Regions from separate parts of the Homo sapiens genome. Here region 1 is linked to region 2. Evidence: chromatin contacts called from ENCODE Hi-C or POLR2A ChIA-PET data. All regions are on one chromosome and are shown on one strand. The core of a region is the stretch at or near the end of the contact, and the rest is flanking DNA. Distances in the headings are between cores, read along the strand shown.

The links. Hi-C counts contacts between places; a loop is a spot of excess contacts on that map. ChIA-PET counts read pairs that join two places held with the same protein, here RNA polymerase II (POLR2A). Pooled maps may share reads with other maps.
Region 1: a map of PC-9 shows a loop between it and region 2 (5-fold over the local background). The contact joins two enhancer-like sites. A Hi-C loop is called at or near these places in 1 of 168 maps with a recorded cell type or tissue (PC-9), 1 of 37 single-sample maps with no recorded cell type and 6 of 50 pooled maps. POLR2A ChIA-PET finds 5 or more read pairs at or near these places in 1 of 52 experiments (activated CD8-positive, alpha-beta memory T cell).

The regions. Positions count from the first base shown.
Region 1 is chr16:57,589,949-57,596,715 of GRCh38, reverse strand. The region is part of intron 1 of LOC105371291 (a long non-coding RNA gene); the gene reads left to right. It overlaps LOC107984889 (a long non-coding RNA gene), which reads right to left and starts at 1,361. Exons shown (of 2, transcript XR_001752212.2): 1 at 1,242-1,361. RefSeq lists an enhancer at 3,725-3,804. Within about 2 kb of position 5,460, at least 13 of the 41 ENCODE cell types and tissues checked have a DNase peak (open chromatin) inside an H3K27ac peak, as active enhancers do; they include PC-9, where a contact is called at or near this core.
Region 2 is chr16:57,888,628-57,895,641 of GRCh38, reverse strand. The region is part of intron 31 of CNGB1 (cyclic nucleotide gated channel subunit beta 1); the gene reads left to right. Among named protein-coding and RNA genes, the nearest start is that of CNGB1, 79 kb to the left of the region's middle. Within about 2 kb of position 1,486, at least 10 of the 41 ENCODE cell types and tissues checked have a DNase peak (open chromatin) inside an H3K27ac peak, as active enhancers do; they include PC-9, where a contact is called at or near this core.

The DNA of each region.
Region 1 (6,767 bases), core at 4,211-6,710, 300 kb after region 2:
TTGGCAACAAGATAAGGAAGCTCACTATTACCACAGCTGTTAAACTCTTGTTCTGTAAGACCTGGCCTGTGTACCAAGGAAAATAAATAAAATAAAACATACAAGGATTGGAAAGATAAAAATGAACTTTATCATTCACGGATGATATGACGAGTATATGAAAAATGCAAAGCGATCCACAGATAAACTATTATATTCAATGAGAGAGTTTAGCGAGGTTGCTGAATACAAAAATCAATATTAAAACTTCATTGTGAGGCCAGACATAGTGGCTCATATCTGCAGTCTCAGCACTTTGGGAGGCTGAGGCAGGTGGATCACTTGAAGCCAGGAGTTCAAGACCAGCCTGGCCAGCATGGTGAAACAGCATCTCTACTAAAAATACAAAAATTAGCTGAGCATGGTGGCATGTGCCTGTAATCCCAACTACTCAGGAGGCTGAGGCACAAGAATCACTTGAACCTGGGAGGCAGAGGTTGCAGTAAGTCAAGATGGCACCACTGCACTCCAGCCTGGGCAACAGAGTGAGACTGCATCTCAAAAAAAAATAACAATTATGTAAAATTATATAGTAGCCATAAGAATCAGGAAATGAAGATTTTTAAAAAATCACTGCAATAGGCAGCCTCTAAGGAAGTCTCCCAGTGAACCCTACCTCCTGGTATTCACACCTTTGGGTAATCTCATCTTCTTGTATGGGCTGGATTTAGTGCCTCACTTCTAATGAATAGAATATGGCAGAAATAATGGGATGTCTCTTCTGATATTAGGTTATAAAGAGTGTGGCTTCCATCTTGAATACTATCTCTCTCTCTCTCTCTCTCTCTGATACTATCTCTCTCTCTCAGATCACTTGCTCTGGGTGAAGCTAGCTGCCATGTCATGAGGCAGCCCTGTGGATCACCTCCACAGTCAGGCCCTCAGATGAGACCTCAGCCCTGTCCTCCAACTTGACTGAAACCTCATAAGAGACCTTGAGCCATTGCCACTTAGCTAGGCTACCCCTGGATTCCTGGCCCACAAAAATGGGGAGATAAATTTTGTTGTTTTAGCCACTGAGTGTTGGAGTGATTTGTTACATGGCCATGATAACTAATATGACCATCATTTATAATACTTCAAAATATATCAAGTACTGAGAAATAAATCTAACTAGAAATGTGCAAAACCCAGATAAAATTCTAAAACTTAATTGAGAACTAATTTAAGACATGCAGAAATATACAAGATAGGGCACTCACCAGCAGTCTAATACACATGTGGCTGCCTGGTTTATGACAGAGGTGACATTTCTGAATATTGAAGGAAGAGTTGACTTTTCAATAAATGGTGCTAGAACAGTTGGGTATCCCTACGGGAAAAAAAATGAAATTTGACCCTAGCACATACCAGTTACCAAAATCAATTAAAGACCTAAGGGTGAAAAGCTATTAAACTTCCAAGCCATAACATAAACTTTGGAGCAGGGAAGGATTTCTGAAAAAAAAAAAAAAAACACAAAAAAACACTAACCAGAAGTAAGAGTTTAATCAATTAGAATATATTAAACTAAAGAATGTCTGTTTGTCAAAAGACGGCAGGGAAAAAAAAGTGAAAAAGAAAACTCATAGAATGGGAGAATATATTGACAATAATATAACTGACAAAGGAATACTATTCAGAATACATAAATAGCTCCTACAAATCGACAAGGAAGAAATGAAGAGTGAGCCTGAGACAAGGACTTGGGTACAGGCAGTATATCTAGAAGGTCATGCCAGCAGCAGAGTTGGTGGGGGAGGGAGGTAGAAACCCAGTTCACGGGCATTGTCAAGGTCACTGCTGTAGGTACTGAAGACTGGGTTCCTTTGGGACCTCCAAGACCCCTGAGAGTTCCAGGGTTGTTTCCATGAAGGTCAGGAGGCTGGGGCATTTCTCCACCATTCCAGGCTTTCCCACATGGTTGGATGAGTCCCTGGGTAGAATGTGGAAAGACTGGCTTTCTGGCAGTGGGAGGCTCCATGACATGGAGGCTGAAATCAGAGTGATGCTGGCCCCAGATGTGTCTGCTATAGAGCCAAATGACCCAATAAGAAGCTGGAAAAGCATTTGAATAGGCACTTCAAAAGAGGAAATCCAACTGGCCGATAAATACATGCCATGGAAATACAACTTAAAATAACAATGAGCCATCACGACCCACCCATGAGATTTCCCCAAATTAGCCATACGGAGTGTGGCTCTGTGGAACACTTAGGAGGGGGTGGAGGATGGCTAGGAGGGGTTGTAAATTTGTTCAACCACTTTAGAAAGCAGGCATTATCTAGTAACATTGAAGATGCTCATGACCTGTGGTTCAGACAGTCCACTTCCAGATACATAGCCTGCAGAAGTACATGCATATTTGTACCGCTACTCACCTATAAGAATGCTTATAGTAGCATTGTTGGTAACAGCCTTAACCTGCAAACATCCCAACATCCACCAGGAAATTAATGGATTAATAAATCATAGTATGTTCACATATTGGAATAGTATACAGCATTGAAAAGGAACAAACTACTTCTACATACAGCAATGCAGATGAATCTTACAAACATAACATTGAGTAAAAGAAGGTGGGTTTCATTCATGTAATCTTCCAAAATAAGCAAAACTAAAACTGTATTGTTTTAAAACTAAAACTAAAGAGCTAAAACTGTATTGTTTAAAACTGTACAGGTGGTAAAACCATAAATAAAAGTGAGAGAGAGATTCCTCTAAGTGTCGGGATAACGTTTCCCTCTCCAGCACAGTGAGGTTGTGATGGAGGATTGGCGGTGGGGGTTTCTGGGGTGGTGGCAATGTTCTCTTTCTTTACCAGGGTTGTAGTTACACAGGGATTTGCTTTATCATTTTTGTTAAACTATGGGCATATCCTGTGTATTCTCCATTTTTTAATGCTTAAATGTTTACCATTTTTTAATGCTTAAAAATAAATAACTAGGCCAGGCATGGTGGTTCACACATATAATCCTTATGCTTTTGGAGGCTGCAGCAGGAGGGTCACTTGAAGCCAGGAGTTCAAGACCACCCTAGGCAATGAAGCAAGACCCCCATCTCTACAGAAAAATTTAAAAATAGCTGGGCATTGTGGTGCACACCGGTAGTTGCAGCTACTCAGGAGGTTGAGATGGGAAGATCACTTGAGCCAAGGAGTTTGAGGCTGCAGTGAGCTTTGATTGTGCCACTGCATTCCAGCCTAGGCAACAGAGTAGATCCTGTCTCTGAAAATCCACCAATCTATCAATCAAACCGAGCCACACACATCACCAATTCTCTTCCCTCCGTTGGGTTCCCCATCTTAGTTACAGACAGGCCACCCCAACTACCCAAGAGTCCAAGACATCAGCCTTGATGATGCTCCAACCTCACCCTCACCCTCACCTGACCTGCAGTGTGGGTTCTACCTCCCAGCACCTCCCAGAGCCTCGCCCCTCCCTTTATTCCTGCTGGCAGCATGACCCAGGTGTGGTGGCTCATCATCACCTGCTGCTGATGCCCAAGCACAATCTAGGACAGCTACTCCTCCCTGGATGCCACTCCAACCTGCCTCCACCCCCTGCCAGAGTGATCTTCTTGAAACACCACTTGGATCAGGAACTCCCCTGGTCAAAGAGCTTCAGTATCTCCCTACTTCCCGAGCACCATAATTGGCTCTTCCTTATTTTTCTGGTTTCTCTCCAGCTCCTCCCACCGCCACTCTGCTCACCAAGCCCACTCTCCTGCATTCTCTCTCTACCCCCACCACACCCAACCCCAAGCCTGTGCCACTTCCCCTCCCTTTTCTCCTGCCTAACCCTGTTCAACACTGTGGTCTTGGTGTAGAAGTCACCTCCCACAGGAAACCCTCCTGCCCTGCACCACCCGGGCCAGGCTGGGTGACACCTCTCTCCCCACTCTAACATCTGCTAGCGGAAGCAGCCAAGCCCACAGGCTCCAGGCACTCCAGAGAGGTCTGTGTTCTTGCAGCCTGGGTTCCTGGGTAAGGGAACAAATGCAGGGCCTGTCTGAGACCAGAGGCTCCCACTGTGCCAGGCACAGCCTGAAAGCAGGTCTGGCGTGCTTCTGAGAAGCAGGCTTCTCAGCCTTAGCAAAGCTTTCCCTGGACCAAGCCTGGAGGGTGTAGAGAACCACGTTGAGACCACGGAGTCTAACCCCAGGCCCTTCCCCCGTTTTCCTTCCAGGAGCAAGCAACCTAAGCCACCCAGATTTTTGTTTAACCCAATGGCCTTCTCCATAAAGGACGAGTTGAATTTCCTACCCATGCAGGGGATGAGAGGCCTTGGAGTCTAATGTGACATAAAAATTAATATGACATTTTTGCACCTCCGAGCTTGACCACACACATCTCATTATGTTATCACTGCCTGATACTTCTCCACTCCCCAGCAAATGGTGAGCCAAAGGTGGGGGAGTGAAGTGGCAGAAACGGGAACTGGGTCTCCTTCCTTCATAGGGTACCCTGGAGCTGAGCAAGTCCTGGCTCAACAGAAGGTCTCACTGCATGTTGGATAGACAGAGAGTAGATGGACAGGTGTTTGAACATTGGATGGATGGATGGATGGATGGATGGATGGATGGATGAATGGATGGATGAAGAGAAGAGCCCACAGACATTAGAATGGACAGATGAGTGGATGAAGGAGGAAGGAAGGATGGATGGATGGAGGGATGGATGGATAGATGGACAGATGGACACGCAGACATTAGAATGGATAGATGGACGGATGAATGGATGGAGGCTGGACGGATGGATGACGGGTGGAGGACAATGGACAGATGGATAGTCAGATGAATGGCTGGATGAAGGAACAGATGAGTGGATAGATGAGGAAATAGAAGATAAAGCGATAATGGATGGATGGGCAGACAAAAGAATGAACAGATAAATGGATGAATGGACAAAAGTATAAATGGATGGGTGAATGTTAGAACAACAGACAGCCCAACAGATGGATGGACACACTTACCAATGTTCTTCTTTAACAGGACTGGGAAAGTCAAGCCAGGGCCTCAGACCTGCTCTTGTTGGAAATGCTCCACCTCATAGATGGCAGGGATGTCATCGCCACCCACAGGCGCTAGGATGAGGGAAGAAGGCAGAAGTGGCCAGCCCTGACCCCTGGTGGTTGCTATGGGAATGATCACCCCAGAGCCTGGCTTGGCTGCGGGAAGCTGGAAAGGGTGGGACATTCCAGCACACTCTGATCTTCTGTCATCCAGGCAGGCTCCCATCAAAACGTTCTTGGACACAGTTTGCCACATCTATAGTGTGCTAGGCACCAAACCAGGAGTTTTCTTACACTCTGAGGGCCTAGTCTTGGCCAAGCCCTGCTAGAGAGAGCTGCTGGGGCCACTGTGGACAGGTGACTCATACGGCATACATTTATGCATTGCTTGTCACGCCAGGCTGCGAGCCAGCCCACTCACTCCTTTCTCATCAGCCTTTGAAGTAACACCCAGGACAACCCCCATTTGACAGGTGAGAATACAGAGCCTCAGAGAGGCCAAGAGGCTTGCATGGGGCTGTAGCAAGTGAGGGGCAGAACCCAGGCTGTCAGGGAATCTCCCCCTCACCCTGCCCACCCTTAACGACCTTGCTCCCTGCCTCCCCGCCAGACCCTGTGGGGAGGAAAATTGAGGTTGATGTTCTAAGCATGCCGGCCTCAGCATGAACACACACACAGCCCCTCCCACCTCAGATATCCCTGTCCAGTAGGGTCACTCCCAACCTCTCATGGTTCTGGTGGGGAAGCAGAGCCTGGTGTGATCTCGGCTCCAGCACTGAGTAGCTGTATGACCCTGGGCGAGCCACTTAACCTGTCTGTGCTTCAGCTCCTCATGCGTGTTCCCAGTATGATACTAAACACAGGGCTGGTGTCAACATTCAATGAGCAAAAATATTTAGAGAGCATCTGACTCACCGGGAGTGTTTCCTCTTATCATTGCTAGGGAGGAAATGGGCTTGGAGAAGAAAAAGCCTGAATATGGAAGACATAGCAGTTTCCCCCACGCTGTTTCATCATTTTTCAAAAATACGGTGGTATCATCACTCTTCTTAGAAACAGTGCCCCCTCCTTTGCCTGCAAACAAAATCCAAATTCCTGAGTCTCCCCTACCCTTCCCTACCTCCCCTCCCCAGAGGCATCCTGAATTTTGTATGTGCCCTTTACAGCTCTGTCTGTATAGTTCAGTGCAGTATAAATGTTTAGATATGTATTACTTACTTTTTCTTGGCATTAAACCATTATTAAAAAGGTATGGGCTGGGCACGGTGGCTCACGCCTGTAATCCCAGCACTTTGGGAGGCCGAAGTGGGCAGATCAACTTGAGGCCAGGAGTTTGAGACCAGCCCGGCTAACATGGTAAAAATCAGTCTCTACTAAAAATACAAAAAATTAGCCAGGTATGGTGGCACACGCCTATAACCCCAGCTACTTGGGAGGCTGAGGCAGGAGAATTGCCTGAGCCTGGAATACAGAGGTTGCAGTGAGCCAAGATTGCACCCCTGTGCTCCAGCCTGGGTGTGACAGGGCAAGACACTGTCTCCAAAAAAAAAAAAAAATGGTATTGACCAAGTGTGGTGGCTCATGCCTGTAATCTCAGCCTGGGCAACATAGTGAGACCCCCATCTCTACAAAAAAAAAAAAAAAAAAAAGCTGGGTGTGGTGGTGTGCTTGTAGTCCCAGCTACTCCAGAGGCTCAGGCGGGAGGATCACATGGCCTCCATGGTAAAATCCCATCTC
Region 2 (7,014 bases), core at 237-2,736:
AGTGCTACTAGGCCTCTGCAGCAGACAGAACCAAGAAACACACCCACATACACACCAAGATGTATAAGTACAAATATATATATATATATAAAAAATACATATATAATATATTATGTATATATAAAATACATACACACACATATACATGTATATGCCAACTTAAATTTTTCTGTCTATTCTACTGATTATCTATAAAACAATTTCAATCCAGCACCACAGAATTCATTCTTTTTTTTTTTGAGACGGAGTTTCACTCTTGTCACCCAGGCTGGAGTGCAGTGGCGCCATCTCAGCTCACTGCAACCTCTGCTGGAATTACAGGCATGTGCCACCACACCTGGCTAATTTTTGTATTTTCAGCAGAGATGGGGTTTCACCATGTTGGCTAGACTGGTCTCAAACTCCTGACCTCAGGTGATCTGCCTGCCTTGGCTTCCCAGAGTTGCTGGGATTACAGGTGTGAGCCACCGTGCCCTGCCACCACATATTAGAATTCATTCTAATATTCTCCCTTTTCATACTTGTAAATCTCTTCTCCAACACTGAGCAATACAGGGAAGTTCATTTCAGAATTTCCAGCCCATGTCACTGTAAAAACAAAAAGTAAGGCTTCTAGGTAGAGTTCAGTACTGGATGCAGTTCTTTTGTGTTTAGCCCGAGTATATATGATGGAAGTGTTACGTTCAAAGTTATCTGGAGTCGTTCTCTTCCTCCACTACCCTTTAATGTGGTTACTTTATTCATTTGAAATACAGGTAGGTTCACTTGTTTCAGTTTACATTCCATTTAGGGCTCCTGCCACCCTGATCTTTGTTGACTTTTTCTTGTTTTCAGTATGTAGAACATTAACATGTTCCTGAAGGTCAACACTCTGCAAAATGGGGCACTCAGAAAAGCGTCCCAACTCTCCCTGTCCCCATTGCCCCCTGACTGCAACTCCCATTATTACGTGGCTCGTTGCATCAATTTCTGCCTTTTCTTTCCTCTGCTTACTTTTGCGAAAATGGACAAGTCCACAGACATTTTCTTTTTTTCTTTTTTGAGATGAAGTCTCATTCTGTAGCCTGGGCTGGAGTGCAGTGGTTAGGTCTTGGCTCACTGCAACCTCCACCTCCCGGGTTCAGGTGATTCTCCTGCCTCAGCCTCCTGAGTAGCTGGGATTACAGGCATCTGCCACCATTCCCAGCTAATTTTTGTATTTTTAGTAGAGATGGGGCTTTGCCACGTTGGCCAGGCTTGTCTCGAACTTCTCACCTCAGGTGATCTGCCCGCTTCTGCCTCCCAAAATTCTGGGATTACAGGTGTGAGCCACCACACCCAGCCCAAACATTTTCTTATTTCTTCTTCTTTCTTACACAAAATATGGCATGCTGTAGATTCTTGTACTTTGCTTTGTTTCCACATGACGACAAAACCCGGAAATCATTGTCTATCAGTGCAGAGTCAGCTTCCTCATTCCTTTCCACAGTGGCAGAACATTCCTGTAAATGGACATTTAGGGTATTTCCACAATTTTGCAATTACAAACAGTGGTGCAACGAATAACCGTGTGCATCCGTATTTTGCATTGTTGGGGAACAGGTCATTCTTTTTAGAAAAGCCGGTTTTTGTTTTCAAACCCTTAAGATCAGGTTTCAAATTGAGCGACAGGCAACGTAGTGTGTCAGGAACCCCACAATAGGTCTGGGAGGCTGGCGGGGCTCAGATCCCTTCCATGTGAGGTGCTGGCTGTGTGACTTTGAGGAAGTTGTTTAACTTTTCTGGTCTCAGTTGTCTCCTATGTAAAATAAAGGTCATAACCCCTACTTTGCTGCTGTAAATTTTTTTTGTTTTTTTGAGATGGAGTCTTGCTTTGTCGCCAAGGCTGGAGTGCAGTGGCGCAATCCTGGCTCACTGTAACCTCTGCCTCCTGGGTTCAAACAATTCGATTCTCCTGCCTCAGCCACCCCAATAGCTGGGACTACTGCAGGCACATGCCACCACACCCGGCTAATTTTTGTATTTTAAGTAGAGACGGGGTTTCACCATGTTGACCAGGCTGGTCTGGGACTTCTGACCTCAGGCGATCTGCCCGCCTTGGCCTCCCAAAGTGCTGGGATTACAGGTGTGAGCCACTGTGCCTGGCCTGCTGCTGTGAAAATTAAATAGTGTGCAGGAATGTCTCCGGTGGGGTGCCTGTCATACAAGAGAGCTCAGTGCATGTTAATAAGGATCACTTCAGGCCGGGCGCAATGCTGCATGATTGTAATCCCAGCACTTTAGGAGGCTGAGGCGGGAGGATCATTTCAGCCCAAATATTTAAGGTTACAGTGAGTTATGATCGTGCCACTGCACTCCAGCCTGGGTGACAGAGCAAGACCCTGTCTCTCAGATAAATAAGCAATTGTTCCTCTGTAGCCATCAAATTCACCCTATAATTTTTCAGTTGGGTAAAACCTTTTTAATCCACATATCTGGGTTTTCCTCCTTGTCTTGTATCACACATTCTTATTTTCCCCTTCATTCTATACAATGACACCATAAATAAACTGCACAGAGAGCTGTCATAATAGAGGGAAGAAACTCACCAGCATCCATTCCTACAGCACAGTGATGTATCGAGTACACAGTGCTGAGTTCTGGGGACACAGGAGGGACCAAACAAAACTCACATTCTAGTCAGGGAACCGGCAATGGAAAGATGAGCGATGATGTGATGCGTCTGGCTACGAGGAAACACAAAGCCACGGGAGGAGCGGGAAGTGACGGAGAGCTGTCTGAGATAAGCTGGTTGGGGAAGCTGCTCTGAGCAGGTGGCATTTCAACGAGACCTGCACAAAGCAAAGGAGTGAGCTGGGGGACTGATGGCTGGGTACAGCATTCTGGGAAGAGGGAACAGCATGTGCAGAGGCCCTGGGGAGGAGCAGGCTTAGTGTGTGGGTGGCACAACAGCAAGAAAATTAGCATAGCTTGGTATGGGATCAGAGGAGTCTAGGGGAAGAGATTGGGTCAGACCTCAGAGGAAGATGGGAGCCATGGAGAGTTTTACACAGAGGAGTGACTTGAAGTGCCTTAGGTTTTCACAGGAGCCCTTTGGCAGCTTCGAGGTAAAAGGATGTAGTGTTGATGTCCAAGCATCATGCACACAAGACACTGAGGTCCCCTGGGGAAGGAAGCTGCCCCCAAACTCACCTTACCTGGTTGCTCTCAAGGGACCCACTGGACCCTTCCAAAACCCAGTCTATCTGAATTTCTCCCAGAAAATCTCCCCACGTTCCCCACCACATCAGTGGTGCGTGCCAGTGCCTCCTCTCCCCAGGGACAGGGAGGTAGAGTGGACCCTTGTGATTCATGGACTCCATATTTGCAAATTCGCCTCCTCACTGAAATGGACTTGCAACGCCAAGATCAATACTAACAGGCTTTTGTGGTCATTCAAGGACATGCCCAGAGCAGCAAAATACTTGAGTCACCCCAAGTGCACGCTCCCCGCTGAAGTCCCTGTTCTGTCTTGTGGTTTTAGCTCTTGTACTGCGAAGAGGTGTCTTTTTATGGTCCATTTAATGCTACTCTTTTTTTTTTTTTTTTTTGCATTTTTGTGCTTTTTGTTGGCGATTGCACTGTTTAAAATGGCCCCCCAGCATAGTGCTGAAGTGCCGTCTCATGTTCCTAAGCACAAGAAGTCTGCAATGTGCCTTACACAGAAAATATGTGTTAGATAAGCTTCATTCAGGCATGAATTACAGTGCTGTTGGCTGTGCGTTCAATGTTAATAAAACAATAATCTATATTTAATAAGATGTCTTTAGCCGGCACAGTGGCTCATGCCTGTAATCCCAGCACTTTGGGAGGCTGAGGTGGGTGGATCACCTGAGGTCAGGAGTTCAGGATCAGCCTGGCCAACATGGTGAAACCCCATCTCTACTAAAAATACAAAAATTAGCCAGGCGTGGTCATGGGCACCTATCATCCCAGCTACCCGGGAGGCTGAGGCAGGAGAATGGCTTGACCCTGGGAGGCAGAGGTTGCAGTGAGCCAAGATCACACCACTGTAATGCAGCCTGGGCAACAAAGTGAGACTCTGTCTCAAAATAATAATAATAATAATGTCTTTAAAAAGAAACACACATAAGACAAGTTTATTATTATTAATTTTAGAGACAGGGTCGTGCTCTTTCACCCAGGCTGGAGTGCAGTGACACGATCATAGCTCACTGCAGCCTCGAACTCCTGGGCTCAAGAAATCTCCCGCCTTGGCCTCCCAGTGTTCTGGGACTGTGTGTGAACCACCACGCCTGGCCAAGTTCATGTATTATGGTTGATGAATGTTGTGATGGGAGATTTGTAGGAATCTAGCCTTGTATTTCCCCTAGGAACAATGTTTCCATTTTTGCTAATTCAGTGTCCGCAGAGATCTTATAGGACATAATTACTACAAATCATGAGATTCAACTGCTTATGACTGAAAACTGGTACCAGGTCTCCCCACCCTCTCTTCTTGCCCCCACCCCCACCAGGAGGAGCAAAGCTCAGGAAAGCCATGCTTTTAGCTGTTACCCATCCTGCTGGGTGGGTTAGGCAAGAGTTTGGCAAATCAGATGGGACCCCAAAGGCACCTCCCAAGAGCTGTGCAGAGGCCCCCATTCCTGACAGTGCCTGTGCACCTGTGTCCACACTGAGAAGGCTGAGGTGTGGGTGGGAGGCAGCCAGGCGAAGGAATGGGGCTAACAGGCCTCACAGCAACATGGGGGGGCGTGGGAATGGGGGTCTCAGCCATGAGTCATCAGAGTGGTTGTTTGCTGGCCAGGCCAGCTTGACCAGAGAGGCAGGGGATTGTGTATGAGCTCTGCTCATCAGGGGAGATACACTGTCTGAGAACCATAGTCCCGGGGACATCTGAGTTGGTGAGGGCCACGTGTGGGATTCTGTCCAAGCTCCCTGCTTTGCAGATGGGGGACCTGGGTCCCCAAAGAAGTGAAGTGCTGAGATCTCCGGCTTGACCACTCCAAAAAAGAGGATGAAGAGGTCTTATGTGGGTCACTTGCTCCAGGCTGATTGCTCAATCTCAGTTACAGGGAAGCATACATCATCAGAAAATGAGGACAAATTTCCCTAATCTGGAAATGCCCCAGAAGCTAGCTCAATGTTTCCAAACAGAGACAGCTAGTAGCAATCAGCAAAGGTCCTATACATAGTTATTTTGTTAGAAAGAAAAAGATAGTTCATTTTCACAGCACCCTCAGCCTTCCTGTGGGCTGTCACATCATGAATTATGGACTCAAATAACATGGGGGACAGTGCCGAGCTGGCGCGTGTCAGAGGCGTCTGGTGAATTATCATGTTTGTGTTCTCCTGGGGGATCTCCAGCTAGAAATGCAAATCTTGGGCAATTAATATCAACATGCACAATTTAAACCCATTGCCTCTGATTAGATAAGCAGCCAGTAATGGCCTCATTTTTAAACAAACAAGTTTTGCTGGAGCCTTGATGAATGAATTTGCCAATTCATTGTCTAGGCCCGCTGGTTGCAGGCAGAATTCATTTGTTCTTGAGACAAACTGCTCACCGCATGTTTGTAGTGTGAAAAATTGCCGGTAAAAAGCTAGGGCTCTCTTTGATGGAAAATCTACCCTTATCTAGAGAAACAGGGTGGTACATGCCATTAGATGTGGGTGGCAATTCTGCTTCTGCCACTTCCTGGTAACCTTGGGCACGTCACTCCCCCTGCTCTGAGCCTCAATTTCCCCAACTGTCAGAGGCACAATAATCTCAGCCCTTTCCATGTCACAGGGGTATTTGTCAGTGCCCAGGAAGATAATGATGCAATGTCGTTTTGTAATCATTAATATCTGGGGCACTGGGGTCAGAAGTGTGGGTTTGAATTCTAGCTTTGCCGCTTCTTAGCTGTGTGGCCTTGGGAAAGTTACTCACCCCCTCTGAACTTCTATACCCTCATTTGGAAATGAGGATGAATAATAAGACCTACTTATGGGGATTGTTGTGAGACTTAAATGAGAGAGTATGTATTAGCATAACAGTATTACCACAAATTTAGCTGTTTAAAGTCACACATTTGCGATCTCAGTTTCTGTGGGTTAGAAGTCCGGACATGGCTTAGCTAGGTCCTCTGCAAGATTGTCATCAAGATGTCTTCCAGAGCAGGCTCTCATCTCAAGTCTGGATGGGGGAAGGACCCACTTCCAGGATCACATGGTTGTTGGTGTAATTCAGTTCCTTGGGGTTGTAGGACTGGGGCCCCAGCTCCCACTAGCAATTGGCCAGTGGCTGGCCTCAGGTCCTTGCCATGTGGGCCTTCTCCAACACAGCTGGCTGCTCCCTACATCAAAGTCATCAAGGGAGGCCAGGCACTGTGGCTCGTGCCTGTAATCCCAGCACTTTGCGAGGCCATGGCAGGAGGATTGCTCGAGCCCAGGAGTTCAAGACCAGCCTGAGCAACATAGGGAGACCCCGTCTCTATTACTTAAAATAAAAATCAAATAAAAAATAAATAAAGTCAGCAAGGGAGAGTCCCCTTGCAAGACAGAGATCACAATCCTGTGTGACATATTCTACCAGTGATAGCCCTTGTTGTATTCGATTGTTTAAAAGCAAGACACGTACCCCACCCATCCTCAAGGGAAGGGGACCACACAGAGGCGTGAACACCAGGAAGGGGGTAATAGGAGCCACTGAAGGGTGCCTGCAAAGGATGGAGCAGAGGGCCTGGCATATACAGACACTCAGTAAATGCTGATAATTGTGATGGTGACGAGGGGGAGGTGACAGTGAAGCAGAAGGAGAAGGAAAGAGCTTTGGTTCCTTTTCCACCTGGGCATCTTATTCCCAATTCCCTATGTGAAAGTGTCCTTCAGGATTTCCTAACTCTTCTGCTGGTTAAAAAAAAGAAAGAGGCCAGGCGCGGTGCCTCACACCTGTAATTTCAACACTTTGGGAGGCCAAGGCGGGTAGATCGCTTGAGCCCAGGAGTTTGAGACCAGCCTGGGCAACATGGCGAAACCCTGTCTCTACAAAAA